2 separate regions of the Homo sapiens genome follow, and region 1 is linked to region 2. A link is an interaction called in ENCODE POLR2A ChIA-PET data of the cell type or tissue named here. Cell type or tissue: PC-3. All regions are shown on one strand. Links, peaks and the distances in the headings refer to the core of each region. The heading gives the core; the rest is flanking DNA.

Region 1 (8,331 bases), core at 283-8,282, 1.0 Mb before region 2:
ATTAGCAACATCTTACAGCTCAGCTAATTAACGGGGAGAGTGCCTGATGAAGCCTGGCTCTAAAGAGGACCAAATTGCATCAGTGTTTGGGCTTTAAATTGATACCAAAAAATAACTTACCGCAGGTGTGTTTTGAATCGCATCTTCCCCCAGCAGGTTGGTTGGTTGTTATGCTTCAGCTACCGCAGATCCCAAGGTGGCCCGAACGCCAGGGTTACGAGTTTATTAAGATCATTTAAGTTGGTTACATGTAGTCATTATTTTAGCTGAGCGGTTAAGTTCGTACGTGGTCACTGATATGGTTTGGACCTGCGTCCCCACCAAATCTCATGTCAAATTGTAATCCCCATTGTTGGAGGTGTGGTCTGGTGGGAGGTGATTGTTTCATGGGTGCTCATGAATTCTCATAAATGGTTTGGCACCACCGCCATGATGCTGTCCTCAGGATAGTGAGTGAGTTCTGGTGAGATCTGGTTGTTTAAAAGTGTGTAGCACCATCTCCCTCTCTCTCTTGTTCCTACTCCAGCCATGTGATGTGCCTGCTTTCCACTGCCCACCATCATTGGAAGTTTTCTGAGGCCTCTGCAGAAGCTGAGCAGATCTCAGCATCATGTTTCCTGGACAGCATGCAGAACTGTGAGCTAATCAAAACTCTTTTTTTTTGTTTGAGATGGAGTCTCGCTTTGTCACCTAGGCTGGAGTGCAGTGGCATGATCTCAGCTCACTGCAACCCTGCCTCCCAGGTTCAAGCGATTCCCCTACCTCAGCCTCCTGAGTAGCTGGGATTACAGGTGTCCGCCACCACGCCTGGCTAATTTTTGTATTTTTAGTAGAGACTGGGTTTTACCATGTTGGTCAGGCTGGTCTTGAACTCTTGACCTCATGATCCACCTGCCTCCACCTCCCAAAATGCTGGGATTACAGGCGTGAACCACCGCACCCAGCCTCAAAACTCTTCTTTGTAAATTATCCATTCTCGGGTATTTCTTCCTCTTTTTTTTTTGGACAGGAAGTAGGATTTATTAGTGAGTATTAAGAGGGGGCAGCACAGTCGAAGCCCTCATGAGTGCAGGGCCTGCCACTTGTCCAGAGGGCCACGACTAGGGATGTACTTGATCCCACAGCCATCTGGGATGAGCCGCTTCTCAGCCACCATGTCTTCAAATTCATCTGCATTGAACTTGGTGAAGTCTCACTTCTTTGAGATGTGGATCTTTGGGGTGGCCAGGGAACTTGAACTTGGCCCTGCGCAGGGCCTCAATCACATGCTCCTTGTTCTGCAGCTTGGTGCAGATGGACATGATAACCGTGGTACAATGTGAACCCCGGCCACAGTGCCCTGGGGTTTTCCAAAGGCACCTCGCATGTCTGTTTGGAGCATACATTGGGGTAATACAAGGTCAGAGACATGAACATCCATCTGAAGGGCCTGTCTCCAAGGTCCCTTAGAGCAACGCATACAAGAAACAGGCTGCGTACACTACCAAGGAAGCTGCTGTTTGCAGCCATTGCACACCTGGCCCCCGGGAGGAAAGGAATTCAGTCAGCTTAATTGGTTGCAGATTGGGTATTTCTTCATAGCAATGTGAGAAAAGACTAATACAGTTGCCAACCCCCATGAATCCTATACCAGGAGCCACCTCGTCTTGCCACAGCTAAGGATATGATCTAAGTCTTGTCTTGGACGAGCTCACTCTCCACTCTGTGGCACACATGTTTTCCTTTAAAATACCCCTGTTATTCAAGCAGGAATGAAATATTTCTCTCACTTTTCTGATTGAAGTCTTTCCATGCTGAATTTTCTTAATCAGACCAGTAGGTGAGTTCCATTTCTTATATAATCTTCCTTTTACTAATAATCTCTTCAGTAGATAATGACCTTAGCAACTGTTGACACAACTTCCTCTATTTGAAGTTTTAAAAGTTTTGTTTGGTCAAGAAAAATAACTTGGAATTTTGAGGTCACTTCTGTGGCTACTCATGGATTGAATTGTCCTGGTTACCTAGTGATTTATTGCTTTTTGCCCACTGGTAGGAAGGAGGTTCCCAATGTTGGAGGTGTGGCCTGGTGGGAGGCGATTGGCTCATGGGTGCTCATGAATTCTCATAAGTGGTTTAGCGCTACCCCTTCGATGTTGTCCTCAGGATAGTGAGTGAGTTCTGGTGAGACCTGGTTGTTTAAAAGTGTGTAGCCCCTTCCCCCTCTCTCTCTTGTTCCTACTCCAACCATGTGATGTGCCTGCCTTCCACCGTCCGCCATCACTGGAAGTTTTCTGAGGCCTCTGCAGAAGCCTAGACATGGTAGAACCCACGTCTGTTTTATGAAGGGTAAAATAGCACCCCTACGATACTGTATCATGCTGCCAGAGTTTAATAAATTGGGGTAAAAACCAGTATTTCCCAACTCTCAAGGGAAAAGGCTGTGTTATTTGTGAAGTATTATCAGTAGGATGATTTTACCAAGGCATCTTGGTTCATTCTCAGTGTTGAGGAGATTTCTGTATCCACTGGGAAGCTGACCAGGCATCATCTAAGATCCTTTTCGGGGTAGAGAACATGCCAGCACCAGTGGCTACTCTTGGACAGAAGGGGAAGGTTGGTAAAGGAGTCAGCTGACAAGACTTTCACTTTTATTTTTATCCCCTTCAGTTGATTTTGAAAAATGAAAGGTCATGTCTTGCTGTTGAATAATAATAATAATAATAATATCTTTTATTTAATTTTAATTTTAATTTTTGAGACAGTCTCACTCTGTCACCCAGGCTGAAGTGCAGTGGTGCCATCTCAGCTCACTGCAACCTCTGCCTCCTGGGTTCAAGCAATTCTGGTGCCTCAGCCTCCCAAGTAGCTGGGATTACAGCCACCATGCCTGGCTAATTTTTTTTATTTTAGCAAGAAGGGGTTTCACCACGTTGCCCAGGGTGATCTTGAACTCCTGAGCTTAAGTGATCCTTCCGCCTTGGCCTCCCAAAGTGCTGGGATTACAGGCGTGAGCCACTGCGCCCAGCCAATAATAATACCTTTTTTCAGGCTGTGATTCAAATGTTCCCTTAGTTCTCTTAGTTGTGTTTACCTCTGAGCAGACATAAAAGGGGGCTGTGGACTTAGGGCTGCCCCCAGGAATGGTGGCAACTGTGTGGTCATAAGTGACAAAGGGTCACATACAAACCAGAAGGTGGGAGGTGACCCATGCAGTCTCCAACCCTGCGCCAAGGCTGGTCAAGCCCTCTTATTTTGGGGGCACTTTGAGGGGAGGGTGGGATAAGAGTTGCAGTTGCAAGAGAGGTATATGGCTCAGGTGACCTGCTACCTATGATATGACATCATTCCTTTCATGCTGAGCTCACAGGGGCGCTGTGAGGTTTGCTATTCACTAATCACACGTTGGCTAATCCATCACATTCATGGAGCAAAGGTCAGCCACATACATGCAAAATAGCAACCAAACATCACTCCTAATATTGCCTAATGACTTTCTCTTGAAAGTCAGACTTGGGCTGGCCTCACCTTCCAGTATCATCTAGCTGGTGCATCAAAAACTACGAGGGTTCTACCGGAGCCACCAGAGGCTGACACAGCTGCCCTTCACCAGCCCCTCTGCGAAGTCTGTCCTCTGTCTCTCCTGAGGACATCCTCTCCCCCTCCAGCAGGTCTTTTAGCCACATGTCTTTATTCTTGCCTTGATTCTAAAACCATCCCCAGTCTGCTTTTGCCTAATAGAGAGGGAGAAAAGTCTATTGCTTTCTTTTCTTTTATTCCTACTCCCCCTGGCTTTTTTTGAGTCAGGATCTTGCTTTGTCACCCAGGCTGAAGTGCAGTGAAGCAATCACAGCTCACTCACTGCAGCCTTGAACTCCTGGACATAGCCATCCTCTCATGTCAGCCTTCCAAGTAGCTAGGACTACAGATACATGCCACTATACCCAGCTAAGTTTTTATTAAACATTTTTTATAGAGACAGGGTCTAGTCTCAAGCTGGTCTCAAGCTCACTGCAGCTTCAAACTCCTGGCCTCTAGCCATCCTTCCACCTCGGCCTCCCAAAGTTCTGGGACTATAGGCATGAGCCTCTGTATCCCCTGGAAAGTCAATTTCTAAGAGCTCAGCATCCATCCAGGTGGAAGAGGTGAACATAGGCATCTCTCCTCTGTGATCACTGCCACTGCAATGGGAGAACAGGAAAAGATGGCAGTTGATTTCTGTCCTTTCATCATGAGTCCATCTACTCTCCTTCCCATCTCACATCCTGGACTTGCTTCCGACGACAACGTTATCAAGCCTGCAATTAAAAGCAACCACTTTTATGAGTCATTGTTTTGCGAAAGCAAATACCCTTAATATGTTGATTCAGAAGGTTTCAGGGGAGCCACCATGAGGCCACTTGTGCAATGCCAGGCTAACTACTTTTGAAAGAGGACCATATGCTGCCTTTACAACATCCCTTTGGTGTTTAATTTGATGAAACAATGTGCCACAATCAGCTGTGAGGACAGCAGCCGTGATTGATGGAGACTGACTCACGTGGTCTGACTCTGATTTCAATATCACCGCGCTAATCCCATTATTCGCTTGAGTTGGCTTGTTTTGGGCTACCTTAAAAAAAGTTATTTCTTTAATGGTCAAATTGCCGTGAGGTCTGGAAGATTTAATGTATCATAAAACTCATTAAATAACCAGCCTGGCAGCCCACACCACTGGGTAGTGTGCTAGCATATGGGAGATCCAAGCTGAAGACTTCAGCATTCATTTCAATGCCACCCAGCCAAAGCCTCAAGGGACAAGTCTGGAGTGTGTGTTCTAAGCCAGCATTCCTCCAACTTTCATGGACGCATGAATCATCGGAGTGCTTTACGAAAGTGCAGATTCTGATTCAGCAGTTGTGGGGCGAGGCTTGAGATTCTGCATTGCTGACAAGTTGATGTCCATTCTTCTGGTCCAAGGCCCAAACTTTGAACACTAGTGAACATTCACTAGAGGGTCTTGTGAATATCCATTGACAGCAGCTAACACTTATGAACCACATGACTGTGTTGTAAGTACTGTATGTGTGTGTTATATGTGTCTGCTTATTTAATCTTTACTTTTAACCTCATGAGGGAGATATTATTATCACCTCCATCTTCTAGATGAAGAATTAAATAATTGAATACCTAAGTGAATAAACTAAATAACTGAGGCCACACAGCTTGGTCCAGTACTTTTTGCCTTTTAGGCATGTTTATGAATCTGTGAGATCTATTTTTAGAAGTTAATTACCAAGTCTACTTTTTTTCCAGTTAAATGCCTAGGTCATGGTTATTGTTGTTCTGTTACTTATGAAGTAAAATAAGCAGAATAAAACCCAAAAAACACAAAATAACCTATTTGTTATTTTGAATCTTTTAAAATATAACATCAACAATACATTTTTCACATTAAAAAATCTATTGATTTGAGAAAACTGTACTTAAACCATGGCCCCAGGGTGAACGAATGGTGAGCGGGAATAAAATAAAATTCAAAACCATGTCCCCTGACTGCACAGCCTCTTTGTTTTTTGTTTTTGTTTTTTTCCAACCTCATCATTACACTCCTTTCACATAGGACTCAGTGCCCTGGCCCCATTTTTAGTTAGAGAACGGTGGCTCTTGTATAGATCTGCCATGGGCTTGTACTGGGTAAAACGATGAAATTTGTCTTGGGGGCTTTAGACGTCTCTTTCTGGATCCCTTTCTCTAAAAGATAATATTTACCACAGCAGGATGCCGCTAATACTGAATCAAAGCAATATGTAGCCAAGCCATGAGCAGCTAATATCCTAACCTGAGCCCTGCCTGGAAGTGGCAGCCGTGTTAGCCTCTCTGGTGCTTTATGTTGAATGGGTGCTCGGGGTGAAGGGACTCTGGCAGCCTTCCCAGAAAGGGAGATGGCAAAAGAGAAAACAAACACCTTCTAGAGGTTTCTGGGGAACTTAGGGAATCCTAGAAAACCTGTGTAAGGTAATGCAAGTACGTTTCTCCTCCCATCTGTTTTAATTGGCATTCCCACTCACCATTCATTTCACCCTGGGGCCATGGTTTAAGTACAGTTTTCTCAAATCAATGGATTTTTTAATGTGAATTTTTTTTTTTTCTTTTTGAGACGGAGTCTCGCTCTGTCCTCCAGGCTGGAGTGCAGTGGCGCAATCTTGGCTCACTGCAATCTCTGCCTCCCGGGTACATGCCATTCTCCTGCCTCAGCCTCCCGAGTAGCTTGGATTACAGGTGCCTGCCACCATGCCTGGCTAATTTTTTGTATTTTTAGTAGAGACGAGGTTTCACCGTGTTAGCCAGGATGGTCTCGATCTCCTGACCTCGTGATCTGCCCGTCTCGGCCTCCCAAAGTGCTGGGATTACAGGCATTAGCCACCACGCCCGGCCGAAAAATGTATTTTTGATGTTATATTTTAGAAGATTTAAAATAACAAATAGGTTATTTTGTTTTTCGGGGTTTTTTTCTGCTTATTTTACTTTATAAGTAACAAAACAACAATAACCACAACCTAGGCATTTAACTGGAAAAAAGGTAGACTTTGTAATTAACTTCTAAAAATAGATCTCACAGATTCATAAACAAGCCTAAAAGGCAAAAAGTACTGAACCAATGTTACTTCAGAAAACTCAGTGAACCCACACAAATGCCCCATTTTGTACAGATAAAATAAGAGTTACGTGTCAAAAGATAAACCAGGTTACGGCATTACAACCTTTCCTTTAGAAGGAATGTGCTGAAGGGGAAGAACATTACTAGACTGGTGATCAGGAGGCCTGAGATTTAACCCCATGTTAATTTGAACCTCAGCTTCCTCATCTGTAAGATAAGGGAGACTGACATCCAGACCTGACGTTAGATGAATTAAGCCTCACTGGGGGATGCAACACCAACCTGAGGTTTACTGATCGGGTAGCTCATTCAGCCACAGCCATCACCCTCTGTTTTCCACTGGGCTTTTAGATACATCATAAAACACTAGGATTTTTCTGCTTCAGCCAGTTGCAATTGCTCAGAAACCTCATAAGAATATATATTCCTTTTTTATCTTTTTTTTTGAGACAGGGTTCCCCAGGCTGGAGTGCAGTGGCACAATCATGGCTCACTGCAGCCTCAACCTCCCCAGGCTCAGCTGATCCCCCCACCTCAGCTTCCCAAGTAGCTTGGAGTACAGGCACTTACCACCATGCCCAGCTACTCTTTCTATTTTTTGTAGAGACGGGGTTTCACCATGTTGCCCAGAATGGCCTCAAACTCCTCGGCTCAAGGGATTGCCTGCCTCAGCCTCCCATAGTGCTGGGATTACAGGCATGAGCCACCGTGCCTGTCCACTATTTATTCTATATATATATATATGGGAAATATTTACATATATTTGTTTGCTGGACTAGGCATTGTGTAACACATAAATTATCCATTACAATAACAGCATGAGATGCTGTTCTTTCCATTTTACAGATGGGATGGGGAAGCTCAAAGAGGTTAAGAGACCTGCCCATGGTCACTGGGTGACTGAGGCTTTACCACCATGAAAATCTTTCCATGTAGGTCAACGGCATTTCCTTCTGTAGAGACCTGTGCGCCATGCCCATCCCTTCCTGCTAATGATGCAGCTAGCTAGCTTGCTTGCTTGCTTGCTTTAGCCTCAGCTCTTTTTTAGAGTAGGAAGGCTTTGTATTTTAGCCTATAGTGTGCTATTAACAATGCTTTCCATCAGCAGCCTTTGTTTCTCATAAGGAGTAAGACAATAAGCAGCCCTAAGTATTTATTCATTTCTCTTCAACTCTTGCATGGAACTTAGGTCAGCTTTAGTTTTACTCCCCTCTGCGTTCTTTGTAATCTTGTGGATTGTATGGAGAAATCTGCCCCAAACAGATGACCTGATTACTGAAACCCCCGCATTTTCTGTGGTTTTCCATTGTAAGGGAATCACTGCACTGTAAAATCCATAGGAAAATGCCATTTCTCTAAGCATATTTCTCCAAAAAGTTTTCACCAAACATATGCATTTTCTTAACCTGAAGTTCTTCATCAGTCCCGGCCTCTGTCTTTGAAACGCCCAAAATGTGATGATGTAGGAAAAAAAAATTTAGGGTTGATGGGAAAGGAATGGATTTTAGAGGAAGATGTTTGCAAAGTTCTGGGAGTGGTAAGGAGAAATGGGAAAGGGAGAGAGACCACTCGGGTCTGTTCTGTGTGCAGCCATAGTATTGTTTGCTATTGAGTTGTTTGTGACTTTCTCTCCCATTCCCATCCTCAGATTTAAATGACCAATTTTGGCATAAGGACTCACAGGTGCAGAACATTCTATAGGCTTGGACGAC
Region 2 (8,331 bases), core at 97-8,096:
GGGTCAAGTCACTGAATTTCTGCATGCCTGAGTTTCCCCAATAGGAAATGGGGATAATAATATATGTAAAACTCTGTTTGACACATAGGAAGCATTAATAAATGCTAGTTCCATGACTGTCCACTTGGTCTGCAGACTTCAGAGGGTTACAGACACTCATGTGTTCAGCAATCATTGAGCGCTCTTTGAAACATTTGTTAGCCAGTTAATTGCCTTTTGCAGTTCAAGTCCTCTCATCTGTAAACCTTTCTAGGAGACTGCCGATCAGCTCACCGCAAGCAGAGTACTCTTAGGGCTGTGGCTGCAGCAGCCGAGTCACATGATCCCTGGGCCTGGTAACACCTTGCGGTCTTCATAAGTCTTTGCCTATACAGTAGACCATCCTGGACGAAGACCCATGACTGAATCTAATAGGTGCCTAGTCCATAGTAAATCAGGCTTTAATTTTAGGCCTGTCTGCTGGTTGGGTAACTCTGTTCTACAAGTGTGGGTCTGCAGAACCCAGGAACTAATTCCTCAAGACAATCACTGTCTGCAGATGCTCTTTCTTCTTTTCTTTTCTTCTTGTCTCCTTCATCCTTTAATAAAAAACAGGCCAGCGGCCGGGGCCGGGCACGGTGGCTCATGCCTATAATCCCAGCACTTTGGGAGGCCAAGGTGGGTGGATCACTTGAGGTCAGCAGTTCGAGACCAGCCTGGCCAACATGGCGAAACCCCATCTCTACTAAAAAAATAAAAATTAGCTGGGCATGGTGGCGGGTGCCTGTAGTCCCAGCCACTCGGGAGACTGAGGTGGAGGTTGTAGAGCTGGGATTGCACCACTGCACTCCAGCCTGGGCTACAGAGTGAGACTCTGTCTCAAACAAAACAAAACAAAATAGGAGAAGGAAAGGGTGAAAGTACTTTTTATTCACTTGTTAAAAAAACTACTCCTCATAGGAAAATGATGGAATGATGGAATTTCTTCCTGTTTCCATTCATTGCAAGTTTATAACGTGGCTATCCAGGGCTCTCATCCCCCCAAATTATTGGTGTCATCACCCTTGAGCACATTTTTGCTCGTTGTGGTATTTCACACCAACCCCTCAATGGGGCAGTGGCCTTTGGGCCATCCTGAGGACACCAAGCTGCCACTGCTCCCCACACCCCAGAGGCAGCCAGTGCTGATCTCCCCATGAGGGCATCCACTTCAGGTGGAATCGCTGACTGCTCACACCACATCATTTATGGTCCCTAAGTTTTTCTCCTTGGCTTGCCCGGTCCAAGGGACTTTATTTTAGCCAAAAATGTGGGAGAAAGAAAAGAAAGTGATCTGAAGTTTTTAAAGCCTAATATAAATATTGCAGAGCTTCCTTGGAATTCAATAGCCCGCCCCGTACCTCAAAGGCTTCTCCAACATGACCATGAAAGCAGCCAAAGGCATTCAATAGGGACATCCTCCCAGCCTTGTGTTAAAGTCATAGGTTATACCATTTTGTTCCATCTACCCATCCATCCACCCATGATCACTAACTAGGATAGCTGAACACACCCATGGCTTCATGTTGTGGTCCTGCCATGTAGTACCTTGCTGTCCTTACCGTGTATAAGCTCAGTGCCATGCCCTTCTTCCAGATGCTGGTGTTAAGGGTTCACATGTTGAAGTTGGGAGAGGGGAAGCACAGTCCTAGTTACCATAGCTCTGAGCACTCACACTGCAGGCAGACCCCAGAACACACACTTCCCAGTCCCATCAACACCTCTCCTGAATTCCAGGATATACATTTTTTGGGTTCATTGGCCCATTATCATAGTAATAGACCTCTTTTCCGAACTCCTCTTAATTTAGTTAACTCAGCTCTAGCAATGAAGCAGCGAATCACAGAGATACTTCAAACAGTCATTTATACCTGGCTTTTGCTGAATCTCATGGGATTATTTTGCCAAGGCATTTGTTTTGCCATCTTAATTATGTTCTTTTTAGCCAAAAATCATCCTTCCCCATCCTCTGGCAATAGCAACTTCCCTTGGGCAGAAGTGTCTCCTGGAAATAGGATCAGTGCTCAGGCCACATCAACCTGGGGCTTTCACCACCGATAATCTGTGTAGTGAGGCATCGACACAGGGGACCCATTTGAGTTGTTCAAGAAAAAAACTCCATATTTCTGCACAAGAAAAACAAATTGTAACAAACAGCCACTCTGCCAAAGAAAAATGCTCTGGTGCTACCTCTCTGTAGCCCTAGACTCATTTCTTTCTCCATTCCTTGTCTCCCAAATAGATCCTTTAGTGGCCCTTAAGGCTGTGCCCCTCACACACATTCTGTTTCTGTGCAACCTAAGTGTGCTGTGGTGCTGTCAGATAGCGTGAAAGCAGGGGGCTCACCTCCCGTGTTTCCGTGCAGAGCGCTGAGAGTCCGCAAGAAGATGTCCGGGGAGAAGATGCCTGTGAAGATGATTGGAGACATCCTGAGCGCACAGCTGCCGCACATGCAGCCCTACATCCGCTTCTGCAGCCGCCAGCTCAACGGGGCTGCCCTGATCCAGCAGAAGACGGATGAGGCCCCAGACTTCAAGGAGTTCGTCAAAGTAAGGAGCCAGGCTGTGCAGAGACTGGGCCCCAGAGTGGCGATCTTTGGGCAGCTGGATGTGTGAGGGGCTAATTCAAAAGTCTGCAAGAGTGTTCCCACTAGAGGCCAACAGGGCCTAGGGTCTTGGCTAAGCCTTAGGGGACTGGCACTCACTGGCAAGTGTGGCTGTCACCAAAGGGGTGGGCTTGGAGAGGAGGGGTGAACCCTGGGCTTGGAAGCTTTGAAAGTGTCTTTAGGGATCTGTTTTCCAGATGCTATTGGTGTTATTTGGATGCATGTTTAAATCTTTCATTTCATTTGCAAGGCCCAGGCAGGTCTTAGATTTCCTCTTGTGTTTAATCGCCACATCCTCAGTTCTTTGCTGGTCTCTGCCCTTCACTTGCAGAGGGAATGGCCAGGACTCCCAGTGGCCCCTTCATTCCTTTCGCAGTTGGTTCTGCTTGATGTGCTCCCGCCTTAGACAGCCTGTGGGAGTCAGTGTGGGATGCCAGGACCTCTTCCTTGGAGGTAGCAGGGATCTGGAGAGTTGGGAGTCCACCAGGGGATGTTTGGGGAGGTAATGCGGATACTGCTGGAAGACCTGCAGCTCTGGGACTTGGCCTTGGCCAGTGTGGGTCTCTGCTGGCCGTGCTGGGCCATTCAAACAGCCCCCACATCTCCTGGAGAAAAAAAGGAGGAAGAGAATAAAATAGCTTCTGTGAAACAGGTATCTTTTGATGAATAAACAACAAAATAATAATAACAGGCATATCTTTGGATCTCATGCATTTTGGAGACAGGCCATCCTCACCTGTCCTAGAGTGGTGCTTGTGGAATCACTGTGGTGAGGCACAAGCGCAGCCTCTTCTTGGTCAGAGCCTCATGTGAGCTTGTTGTTTCTGCCTCTCATGGTGTTTCTCAGCCTAGACTTGCCAGCCAAGGCATGGGGCACTCTGAGGTCATTCCAAGGGGAGAAAGATTGCTAAGAAGGAGGCCTTGGGTGGATGGAGACGAGAGAGCAGATGCTGAGCTGCTGGGCGCCATGGACCACCTAGGGTTTCAGCCAAGGGCTGGGCTCTTCCTAGGCCCGAGCAAGATGAGTTCATTGTTGGATGCACTTGAACTTCAGGAAAGTGCTGACACCAGCCCAGAGCAGGGGCCTCATTGTCCCTCCCCGCCCCTCTCCTCTTCACCTCTCCCCACCTCCTCTCAGTGGGAATGTGGCACGTCGTTGCCAGCTGCGAGGTGTTCCTGGAATGATGGTGTCCACAGCTGGAGCAGGTCCCGGTCCCTGGAGACAGTTATCAGGTCTCAGGGCTCCAGTCAATGCAGCTGCCCGTTTCTAAGGCATTAAACCAGACCACAGCCTTTGACAGCTAAGTGGCCAGACCCTGAAACTGGAGTCTTGACCCCCGTTGTCTGAGCTCCTCTTTCTCAGCCCTGCCTGGAGTTCCCAGAGGCACGTGCAGGCTCCACTCAAAACTAGACAATGAGATTTAGCCCTTCCAGCAGTTCTGGGGTGTAAGGGGAATTTTTCCTCTAACCGTATAGTCTTGTGACTCTTGTTCCTGGGAATGTTATAAAGTTTCTGCAGACATCCAGACGAAATATTCTGTGTAAAGCCAGAATCTCATCTCTGTGCATAAGGAACCATGCATGCCATGGAGGGTATGCTGAATCCAGAGTGCAGGGCTTAACCCTGCTGGCTGAGTCACATCTGTGGGTCTCCATTCTCCATCTGGAAAGTGTGTCATCCTGGACAGGGTAACTAGTCAGGCCCTTCCAACCCCAGGTCTCTCAGTTGTCATCCAGATAAATGAGATAATGGGTGGAGAGTCCTCACTGACATTAGTATTGATGTCACTAACTTTGGATTTTGCAAGTTTCTTAAGTACATTTAAAAACATCTCATTTCAGAGATTGGCAATGGATCCTCGGTGTAAAGGGATGCCACTCTCTAGTTTTATACTGAAGCCTATGCAACGGGTAACAAGATACCCACTGATCATTAAAAATGTAAGTACCTGTCTTGCCTTTTCAAGCAGGGGACGGCTTTCTCTGCATTGGAGAGGGCTGGGGTCATGGACAAGATTCCCAGTGAACATATCTGGTAACTGTTGTGTAGAAAGCACGAGACAACAAGGTGTCACAGAGGTCTGCTTGGTAACTCAGAAAGAAAAGCTGGTTTATCACGCAAAGAGCTGGCTGGGCACGGTGGCCCGCGCCTGTAATCCCAGCACTTTGGGAGGCCGAGGTGGGCAGATCGCTTGAGCCCAGAAGTTCAAGCCCAGCCTGGGCAGCATAATGAGACCCTATCTCTATTAAAAAAAAAAAAAAAAAAGAGAGCTAATACTGTGTCCGGAATTGGTGGGTTCTTGGTCTCACTGACTTCAAGAATGAAGCCGCAGACCCTCGCGGTGAGTGTTACAGCTCTTAAGGTGGCGCGTCTGGAGTTTGTTCCTTCTGATGTTCAGATGTGTTCGGAGTTTCTTCCTTCTGGTGGGTTCGTGGTCTCGCTGGCTCAAGAGTGAAGCTGCAGACCTTCGCGGTGAGTGTTACAGCTCTTAAGGCAGCGCGTCTGGAGTTGTTCGTTCCTCCCGGTGGGCTCGTGGTCTCGCTAGCTCAGGAGTGAAGCTGCAGACTTTCGCGGTGTTACAGCTCATAAAAGCAGTGTGGACCCAAAGAGTGAGCAGCAGCAAGATTTATTGCAAAGAGTGAAAGAACAAAGCTTCCACGGTGTGGAAAGGGACCGAGCCGGTTGCCACTGCTGGCTCGGGCAGCCTGCTTTTATTCTCTTATCTGGCCCCACCCACATCCTGCTGATTGGTAGAGCCCAGTGGCCTGTTTTGACAGGGGGCTGATTGGTGCCTTTACAATCCCTGAGCTAGACATAAAGATTCTCCACGTCCCCACCAGACTCAGGAGCCTAGCTGGCTTCACCCAGTGGATCCCACACCGGGGCTGCAGCTGGAGCTGCCTGCCAGTCTCGCGCCATGCACTCGCACTCCTCAGGCCTTGGGTGGTCGATGGGACTGGGCGCCGTGGAGCAGGGGGCGGCGCTCGTCGGGGAGGCTCGGGCTGCACAGGAACCCACGGAGGCAGGGGAAGGCTCAGGCATGGCGGGCTGCAGTCCCGAGCCCTGCCCCGCGGGAAGGCAGCTAAGGCCCGCTGAGAAATCGAGCGCAGCGCCGGTGGGCTGGCACTGCTGGGGGACCCAGTACACCCTCCGCAGCCGCTGGCCCGGGTGCTAAGTCCCTCATTGCCCGGAGCCAGCAGGGCCGGCCGGCTGCTCCGAGTGCGGGGCACGCCAAGCCCACGCCCACCCGGAACTCCAGCTGGCCCGCAAGCGCCGCACGCAGCCCCGGTTCCTGCTCGCGCCTCTCCCTCCACACCTCCCTGCAAGCTGAGGGAGGGGGCTTCGGCCTTGGCCAGCCCAGAAGGGGGCTCCCAGAGTGCAGTGGTGGGCTGAAGGGCTCCTCAAGTGCTGCCAAAGTGGGAGCCCAGGCAGAGGAGGCACCGAGAGCGAGCGAGGGCTGTGAGGACTGCCAGCACGCTGTCACCTCTCAATACTGCACAGCCTTCAGATGTGTGACCAAGTGGCTTCTACCTTGTAAGTCAGAAAATGAGAGCTTAGTCGTTGATTCTTTTTTTAATTTTTTTTTTTCTAGAAGAAAATAACATGGAATCACAGAAACAGTCTGTGGTCTGTGCCTTTCTCCCTTGACTCTTTCTTAAAGACAGGCCCAGTGCCTCTAGGCCTTGATTTTCTTAGCAGAAAAGAGAAAGAAACGTAATGCTACGACCTGTCTTCAGAAGGCCATTGTGAAACACTGTATTAGTCCATTCTCACACTGTTGTAAAGGACTGCCCAAGACTGGGTAATTAATAAGGAAAGAGGTTTAATTGACTCAGTTCCACATGGCTGGGGAGGACTCAGGAAACTTACAATCATGGTGGAAGGGGAAGCAAACACATCCTTCTTCACATAATGGCAAGAAGGAGAAGAATGGGAGCCCAGCGAAGGGGGAAACCCCTTACAAAACCATCAGATATTGTGAGAACTCACTCACTCTCACTAGAACAGGATGGGGGAAGCCACCCCAACGATTCAATTATCTCCACCTGGTCTCTCCCACAACATGTGGGAATTATGGGAACTACAATTCAAGATGAGATTTGGGTGGAGGCGCAGCCAAACCATGTCAGACACTGTGTGTTGATATTAGATGATTGTTCTTCTCCTGTCACTTTGAGAAAGCCGATACCAAAAGAAAAAAGAAAGAACAAAATTAGGGTTTCAGTGTCCCCACCTGTAAAATGAGTGAACAGATTTAGATGTCCTCTGAGCCTATGTTTGTAAAACCACAGGGAGTATAGCTCCTGGAAAGAGGTTTTAGATCTGGTTCCTTTTAATGGAAAATGGTGTTTAGAAACTCAGATGTGGGCACTGGCGTGCTCATTGCTACTGGGGTGATTTTGTTTTGTGTTCCTCTCGGTGGCAGAGCTGGGAAATATATGAATGTCTTTTCATGCACACATATTTACATATGCCAATGTATATACACATATATTTATATTTATTTCTAGATCCATCTATCCATGTATATTAGAACTCATGAATTCACACCAGTACCTCCTATTCTAATCCAATACTGCAGAATTTTTTCCAGCCTTTCCCCTTCTGCCTTTGTAACTCCCTACTCTGTGAAGAGCCTGGCTCTCATTATCCTCAATGTGTTTCCTTATTTGCTCAGTCTTCTTACATGTGACAAATCTCCCTCCCACATAAGCCATCTCCTCAGTCCAGCCCCAGCTCAACTCCACAAAATACACTGTGGATCTTTGGCTGAGTTAAATACTTAGTTTTGAAGTAAGTTTTCAACTTACTGTTTTCTCTCTTCCAACACCACAGTTACTATTTAATTAGCTCAGTACTTCTCTTTTTTCTCCCAATGTTTAATTGCAAATTGAAGTTGAAAACAAGCTTTTAAAATAGGTGTTCTATATCTAGCCAATGGGAGAAAAACTAAAACAAGAAAAGGACTGCATGGCCCAAATATTTAAAAGGGGGAAAAAAACTCATTATTTGCAGAAACACGATTGATTTCTTCCAGAGCACCCACAAAAATGAACTGAAAACCAGCTGAACTAAGAAGAGAATTGAAAACAGTGGTCAGCTATGAGATACATATGAAATCTGCTAAAGTACTAATACTAAATATTTTTATGATACTGATGTGGAGAAATTCTTAGCATGGTCTCAAAGACATGCTAATCCTAAACTTAAAGGATTTAGATCATAGCAACCTAAAAAATACCCAAACTTTCATCTGGGCATAGTGGCTCACACCCATAATACCAGCACTTTGGAAGACCAAGACGGGTAGATCACTTGAGGTCAGGAGTTCAAGACTAGCCTGGCCAACAGGGTGAGACCCTGTCTCTACTAAAAACACAGAAAAAATTAGCCGGGAGTGATGGTGTGTCAGGTTTGAGGCCCAGCTGAGGTCTGAGGGGAGTGGGTGAACGTGGGGCAGGGAGCTGGAAGAACACTTGAGAGACAGCAGGTAGATGGGACATGGCACAGAATTGTGCACCTGCACTCTAATCCCCCTGAGTCATGCAGGCTGTTTACATCTGCGTATGCCTGCCTGGTTGCAGCACAGCCATGTTCCCTACATGATGTGTATCTGTAATCCCAGCTGCTCGAGAGGCTGAGGCAGGAGAATATCTTGAACCTGGCAGGCAGAGGTTGCAGTGAGCCAAGATCACACCACAGCACT

The links. ChIA-PET counts read pairs that join two places held together with the same protein. Peaks named below come from ENCODE experiments on the same cell type or tissue, not always from the same donor. Only the 100,000 strongest peaks of a DNase experiment are listed, where the experiment ranks them.
Region 1: POLR2A ChIA-PET joins it to region 2 with 14 read pairs; 2 of 35 experiments call an interaction of 5 or more read pairs at or near these places.

The regions. Positions count from the first base shown.
Region 1 is chr21:32,840,434-32,848,764 of GRCh38, forward strand. It overlaps LOC124900470 (small nucleolar RNA SNORA70), which reads right to left and starts at 1,562; the gene lies at 1,428-1,562. It overlaps LOC124905012 (a long non-coding RNA gene), which reads right to left. Exons shown (of 2, transcript XR_007067846.1): 2 at 3,923-4,277. In PC-3, for the core only: a CTCF peak has its summit at 4,405; a DNase peak (open chromatin) is centred at 4,838; H3K27me3 peaks cover 4,776 bases.
Region 2 is chr21:33,862,768-33,871,098 of GRCh38, forward strand. It overlaps ITSN1 (intersectin 1), which reads left to right. Exons shown (of 40, transcript NM_003024.3): 32 at 2,384-2,567; 33 at 4,466-4,564. Among named protein-coding and RNA genes, the nearest start is that of ATP5PO, 49 kb to the right of the region's middle. In PC-3, for the core only: no CTCF peak of the experiment used is centred there; no DNase peak of the experiment used is centred there.